Regions from separate parts of the Homo sapiens genome. Here region 1 is linked to region 2. Evidence: chromatin loops called from intact Hi-C (ENCODE). Cell type or tissue: IMR-90. All regions are shown on one strand. Links, peaks and the distances in the headings refer to the core of each region. The heading gives the core; the rest is flanking DNA. Region 1 overlaps BMPER (BMP binding endothelial regulator). Region 2 overlaps BMPER (BMP binding endothelial regulator).

Region 1 (2,929 bases), core at 231-2,730, 74 kb after region 2:
GAAGAAGGGTTTTATGATTGGATTCCTTGTCAATCCTGCCTCTCCTCCCCCATCCTGCAACTCCCCCAGAGGCAAAGGAGTGCCATTTGTGAGAAGGGCTATGAGGGCTGAAGTGGGGACTGGGTCATCAGGACACTGTCATCTCTCCATCTCTAATACGTACTGAGATTTTATAGTGACAACACTAATCTCATTTAATGCTAACATCACCCCTCTGAGGTGGGTGGTATTTCTAGACCCTGCTTATGGAAGAGCCTGCAGCATGACCAGAGTCTTACGGCTAATTGCATATTACACAGGTGCTCTGACTTTACAGCTTGTACCTGATTTATTCCCCCATCTAATTTAGTGATATCATCACTGCCACTTTCATTTTCTGAAGACGAGAGATGGAAGTTTCCACCGAGATGTGGATGTAGGGAATCGTAGTCACATTTGTTTGGAGTCTTGGCTTTAAGGTGGCTCTGCTGCATTGGGATAAAGCACCTTAATCCTCTTGGGGCCGTCATTCCCTGGGCCTGAGCTGACCTCATTTGGCTTCATCTGCAACTGCTTTCAGTCTTGAGAAACCAAAAGAGACCCCTGTGCCAAATTGCAATTGACAGCAGAGCTCTAGGCAATGAAAATATGTTGTGATGCCCCCACACTATGGGATGACTGGCTGGGGCTGAGTTTTAAGTCTCACTCAAAGTTGTCAAAGCCTTTAATGTATCATTTAGGCCTAGCTGATGCAAAAACAAATCAGACCTGATTAAAGATCTTCAATAATTAACCAGAATCCTTTAAGTCAATCTGATTCTTTCTTTTTGAGTACTTAAGCCTACTCTTGATGGAAATGACCAGTAGTGAGTGAGTGAATGAGCAGTGTGTGAGCCATGTGGCTTTGACATGAGCCTTGGCAACCTCTCCATGGTCTCTGTTTCCTTAGTTCCCTGTAAACAGGGGATAAGGACAACTGCATGTGGAGGGTTATTGTGAAATTTAAATGATAAAGTATGAGGAATGCATAGCACTCAGTCTAGTGTATAGCAGATAATAAATATTAAATTATATTCAAGAGAAAGGACTCAAGAGGACAAAACTGCAGTGGGAAGAAAATGTCCTTTAGGGTCAGACAAAATTAGGTTTGATTTTTGGTTCTACTACTCTTGTGTTGCATGACCTCAATTTCTTCACCTATAAAAAGGGAAATACTCAGCTCATAAGGTTCTTGTGCATCTTAATAACAGTGATTATAAAATCTCTAATGTTCATTAAATCTTAATAGGTCATAAGTATTAAATCCTTATCACTAACCCAATGTTATCACATAAGTAAAATATCGAATAAGATATTTGTTATATAGCAAGTGCTCCCTAAATGTTAAACTTCTTCTACATTTCTTTTTCTCTTTGATTAACCACTGAGTCAGAGATAAGACAACTGATTTTCTGATATGAGTCCTGAGAATACGTCACCTCCTTTAAATGTCATGCATTAAAAAACTCAAAAGTTGTGCAATGTAGGAAATTGCAGTGTATTTCCAGAAAGGTAATGAAGCATTACTCAGTGTTTCAAAATTCTCAGCTTCCTTGGCTTTGAGTGCATAACAGTGATTCAACATGGATAACATACCATTTTCTGAAACAAGAAATCTGACTGAATTTGATCTGTAGCACAGATATTGCCCATATCCATAGTGCTGATGATTCCTGAGCTTGGATTACAGTTTATTGTTTAAGCTTCTCCAACAAGCAAAGACAGAAAGAAGGTCTTGTAGGGTTCGCTAGGTTGACAGATAATTCTCATTTTTATGTGTGTGCCCTTGGTCTCTAAAGGGCTAGATTTGGGTATCAATGAAAAGGTTGAGTCCAGACTGTCTTCATCTTCCTTCCATGTGAGAAAAATCACACTAGTGAGCCCTTTAGGTATTATATTTCTTGGAGGATAAAAACAGGAAAGCTTGCTGAATGACTTTGCCTGGCCTTAGAACCTGATACTTGAAACTTCATTTTCACCATCTTCATCACCATCTGGGCATTGAGTTCAAATACAGCTTGGACTGATTTCATTGGTTTATCTTGTATTAGATTTTAAAAAGATATTTGTCCTCAGGAGACCCTGTTTTTTTTTTTTTTTAAACAGTAACTTTGTATTTGTTTTTCTTCTGATTAGGGCAAAATTCTCAACAGAAAAGGATGCTGTCCTATTTGCACTGAAAGTAAGTTTATTCCTTTGAAAATGTGCTATTAGTATTTGTTTTGCATTTTATAGTGCAACAAGAAAAATAGGGGTGTATGTTTCCCACACATTTTATTTTTGTAGGTATATATAGGATGGGATCATCTCACCTCCCTACAGTCACTTTAAGTCAATTGTAATTCTCCCACAGAAGTACAATGGAGACAAATATAGATACTTCCATCAGAATTTGTTGCTATGAGAAATTAAGAAGATAAATGGTTTGATTAGGTTTTAAAAAGGACCAGATAACTTAATGTGCATTTTAACTGCTAATAGCATTTGTAGTCATCGCGGTTAAGATAATGCTATCCGTAAAACCAAACATTATACAAAGTCTAGGAGGGGCTTTCCTTCTCCCATTATAAAGCCAAACAGCTGCACTTCCTGCTCCCTCACCCCACCCCCACCTCATCACCATGTCACCTGGGTGCATCCAGTCTTGCTGTTGGCAAAGAGAAAACAAGAAGTCATCGGGCTGATGGTTTTGCCATCCTATTATAGTCATGGGTCACTTAACAGGATGTGAAATGCCTTCTGAGAAATGCATCCTTAGGTGATTTTGTTGTTGTGTGAATATCATAGAGTGCACTTACACAAACCTAGATGGTATAACCTACTGCACACCTAGCCTATATGGTATAGCCTGTGGCTTCTAGGCTACAAATTTGTACAGCGTGTCGCTGTACTGAATACTGTAGGCAATTGT
Region 2 (2,929 bases), core at 255-2,754:
AGCCTCCTAACCTCCCTAGTCTTCTCTCTTTCCTTCTTGGCTCAGAAAGAGAACTATCCAGAATCCCCCTACTCTCCAAGTCTGGTTCTCATTTGGGCTCCTCTGCCCATCTCTTTCTACTTTTCCTAGGATGTTGTTCTGGGTTTCAAATTTTAAAGTCCTAGTAGACAGGGATAATGTACCTCACAGCTTGAGTACAGTGTCTTACACATAGGAAACAGTGAATATTTGGCTAAATAACTAGTCTTATAGCTGTTGATTTGAGTATCCATGTTCTTGAAAATGAGTTATACAATCTAGAACTTTTCTACCTTCCTACTTTGGTCTTGATGCCCATCTTGAAGGCAGTAGGAAAATATTCATGGTTTTAATGAGCATGGTTACATGAAAGATTCATGATAAATCTGTAGAGGAAGAGGCTCCAACCACAACCATTGCAAAAAGCTGGTAAGGAGACTTAAGAGTAGCTGTGTGAAGAGGATGGAACGGGGGGTGAGCTCAGGGGACAGCAAGTCTAAGAATGTATCATTCTGTGTTGTGGGAGGACGAGAATGGAAATATTCATTAATGAAAATAAAAGAAATATCCTTTTTAGTCAACAAAATAGGATAAAATATTAGTCTCAGAGTACTTTAGGACATTTCCAGAACTTTCTGATCTTTTTGTCCATTATTAGCCAGATAACTTCATTTAAAAAACCAGTTTGGTACCTCTGGGCCTGCGGCTTTCCCTGCTCCTTTGTTTGTTTGTGCTTCGTGGCTCCCCTCCCCTCCTGTGCCCTTCTGTTCCATCTCCTTCCCCGCCTGCTTCCACTTCCCTGTCCCTGGTCCTACTTGAGCTTCCCCTCTTCCATTCCCATCAGGCGCTCTGCACGATAGCCTGGTATTAGTAAAGTACCATGAGTCATTTTCATTGCTATCTTGGTCTCTCCTCAAATAACTATCCCAGAATTTTGCACACACTAGATATTCAGGAAATATCTTTTGAATGAATTGATTACACATTCTGGCACCTTTTAAATGTCATTCAAATGTTCGATTTGGAGGGTGGCAGTGCTCCTGTGGGCCTGTGAATGGCTTCAATTACCACCATTCCCTCAGAGTGGAATTTTAAATGGTACCACTTGTTTGGTGTGTGAGCCGCGATGTGTTTGCATCTCAGGGAGCCACAATCCTCTCTGAAGATTGGAGGATGCTGAACCACAAACACACAAGGAGAAGAGTACTTCCTCTGCACCATCCAACATTCCCTTCTCAAGCCCATCTCTGAGCCTACACTGAGTCATACGCAGTGACTCATCCTTCTGAAATCCACCTAAGATCTCGAGCTGTGGTTTAGAAGAGCCAACTTGAAATACTGAGCAGACTTTGTTGTTTGGAGAGGACACGGCCTCCTTGATCTGGGTGCACCTTCCATATAAGGGGCCCCATGGCAGGTATAAGTGACCAGGAGTCAGCTCCAGTGTCAAACATGTCTATCACAGAATCCTACTACTTTTTTTTTTTCCTCTTGTGCCTCTCTTCTGTTCTCTGTGATACACAGAGTCAGACAATGTGATCATGATTAACCACATTATGTTCCAGATGTTAAATTACAAAACTATGTGAGGACTTCTTAAACCTCTGACTATTGCTAGAATTAAACAGCAGAAAAAAACTTGATATTCATAATGAATAAAAAGGAAAACTATAGTTTATCCATGCCATTCTCTTTAGGCAAAAGGAGGAGGTACCAGTTTCATTTCTGACTTGATTAGATATAAATGTGTAATGTAGTCAAGCGTTAACAAAAGCAGTTACTCATTATGAAGGAGTATCTTTTGGTCATATTTTAAGAACTAACATTTAATAATAGAAAAGTTACTTTTTAATTTCAAAACGAATATGAAAAATTACTCTCACTACATTATTCATACTGATATATATCTTAATTTTTTTCATGCTGTCATTTTATTAAACAAGTGTTTAGTGTCCTTTCACATATTGGATTATAGGGCTGTGTTGACTTTAGGGATCTTTTCCCCACCAGTTGGGGTGATGAATGTGATTGGCAAATGCTAGGAGTGACTCTTTTTTGACATTGATGGGAAATGCATTTCTTTTCAGTGTCAAGTTCAACAACAGGAGAGGGAGGGGACTCTTGAGAATTTTGGATTTTGTTATTAGGTTTTCAGCATCCATAATATTCATAAACAATAGACACAGCTGTCTTTAATAACTAAGCCCACTAACTGAATGGACAGAACATATGCCCAGAAAAACATCAGATTGTAAGAGAATTTTTTTTTCCAACACAGAAATTTTCAGAGATTGAAGCAAGATTTCATTTATAACCAAACTGTGTGTTTATCTCAAACTTCTATCATTAAGTAAAATAATTTGACCAAGGTCTAGGAAAAATGCAGTGAAGTGTTTGGTATTTTTATTTTTTTTTAATTATTTTTTTAATTATACTTTAAGTTTTAGGGTACACGTGCACATTGTGCAGGTTAGTCACATATGTATACATGTGCCATGCTGGTGCGCTGTACCCACTAACTCGTCATCTAGCATTACGTATATCTCCCGATGCTATCCCTCCCCCCTCCCCCCACCCCACAACAGTCCCCAGAGTGTGATATTCCCCTTTCTGTGTCCATGTGATCTCATTGTTCAGTTCCCACCTATGAGTGAGAATATGCGGTGTTTGGTTTTTTGTTCTCGCGATAGTTTACTGAGAATGATGATTTCCAATTTCATCCATGTCCCTACAAAGGACATGAACTCATCATTTTTTATGGCTGCATAGTATTCCATGGTGTATATGTGCCACATTTTCTTAAACCAGTCTATCATTGTTGGACATTTGGGTTGGTTCCAAGTCTTTGCTATTGTGAATAATGCCGCAATAAACATACGTGTGCATGTGTCTTTATAGCAGCATGATTTAT

Evidence for each region. A loop is a pair of places that touch in the nucleus more often than their neighbours do. Peaks named below come from ENCODE experiments on the same cell type or tissue, not always from the same donor. Only the 100,000 strongest peaks of a DNase experiment are listed, where the experiment ranks them.
Region 1: it touches region 2 in a loop (4-fold over the local background); 6 of 110 quality-filtered maps call a loop at or near these places.

What each region holds. Positions count from the first base shown.
Region 1 is chr7:34,059,848-34,062,776 of GRCh38, forward strand. It overlaps BMPER (BMP binding endothelial regulator), which reads left to right. Exons shown (of 15, transcript NM_001365308.1): 11 at 2,155-2,200. Among named protein-coding and RNA genes, the nearest start is that of BMPER, 160 kb to the left of the region's middle. RefSeq lists enhancers at 1-552, 1-119. In IMR-90, for the core only: no CTCF peak of the experiment used is centred there; DNase peaks (open chromatin) are centred at 904 and 1,504; H3K27ac peaks cover 1,166 bases.
Region 2 is chr7:33,986,182-33,989,110 of GRCh38, forward strand. The region is part of intron 6 of BMPER (BMP binding endothelial regulator); the gene reads left to right. Among named protein-coding and RNA genes, the nearest start is that of BMPER, 82 kb to the left of the region's middle. In IMR-90, for the core only: no CTCF peak of the experiment used is centred there; DNase peaks (open chromatin) are centred at 860 and 1,270; H3K27ac peaks cover 1,214 bases.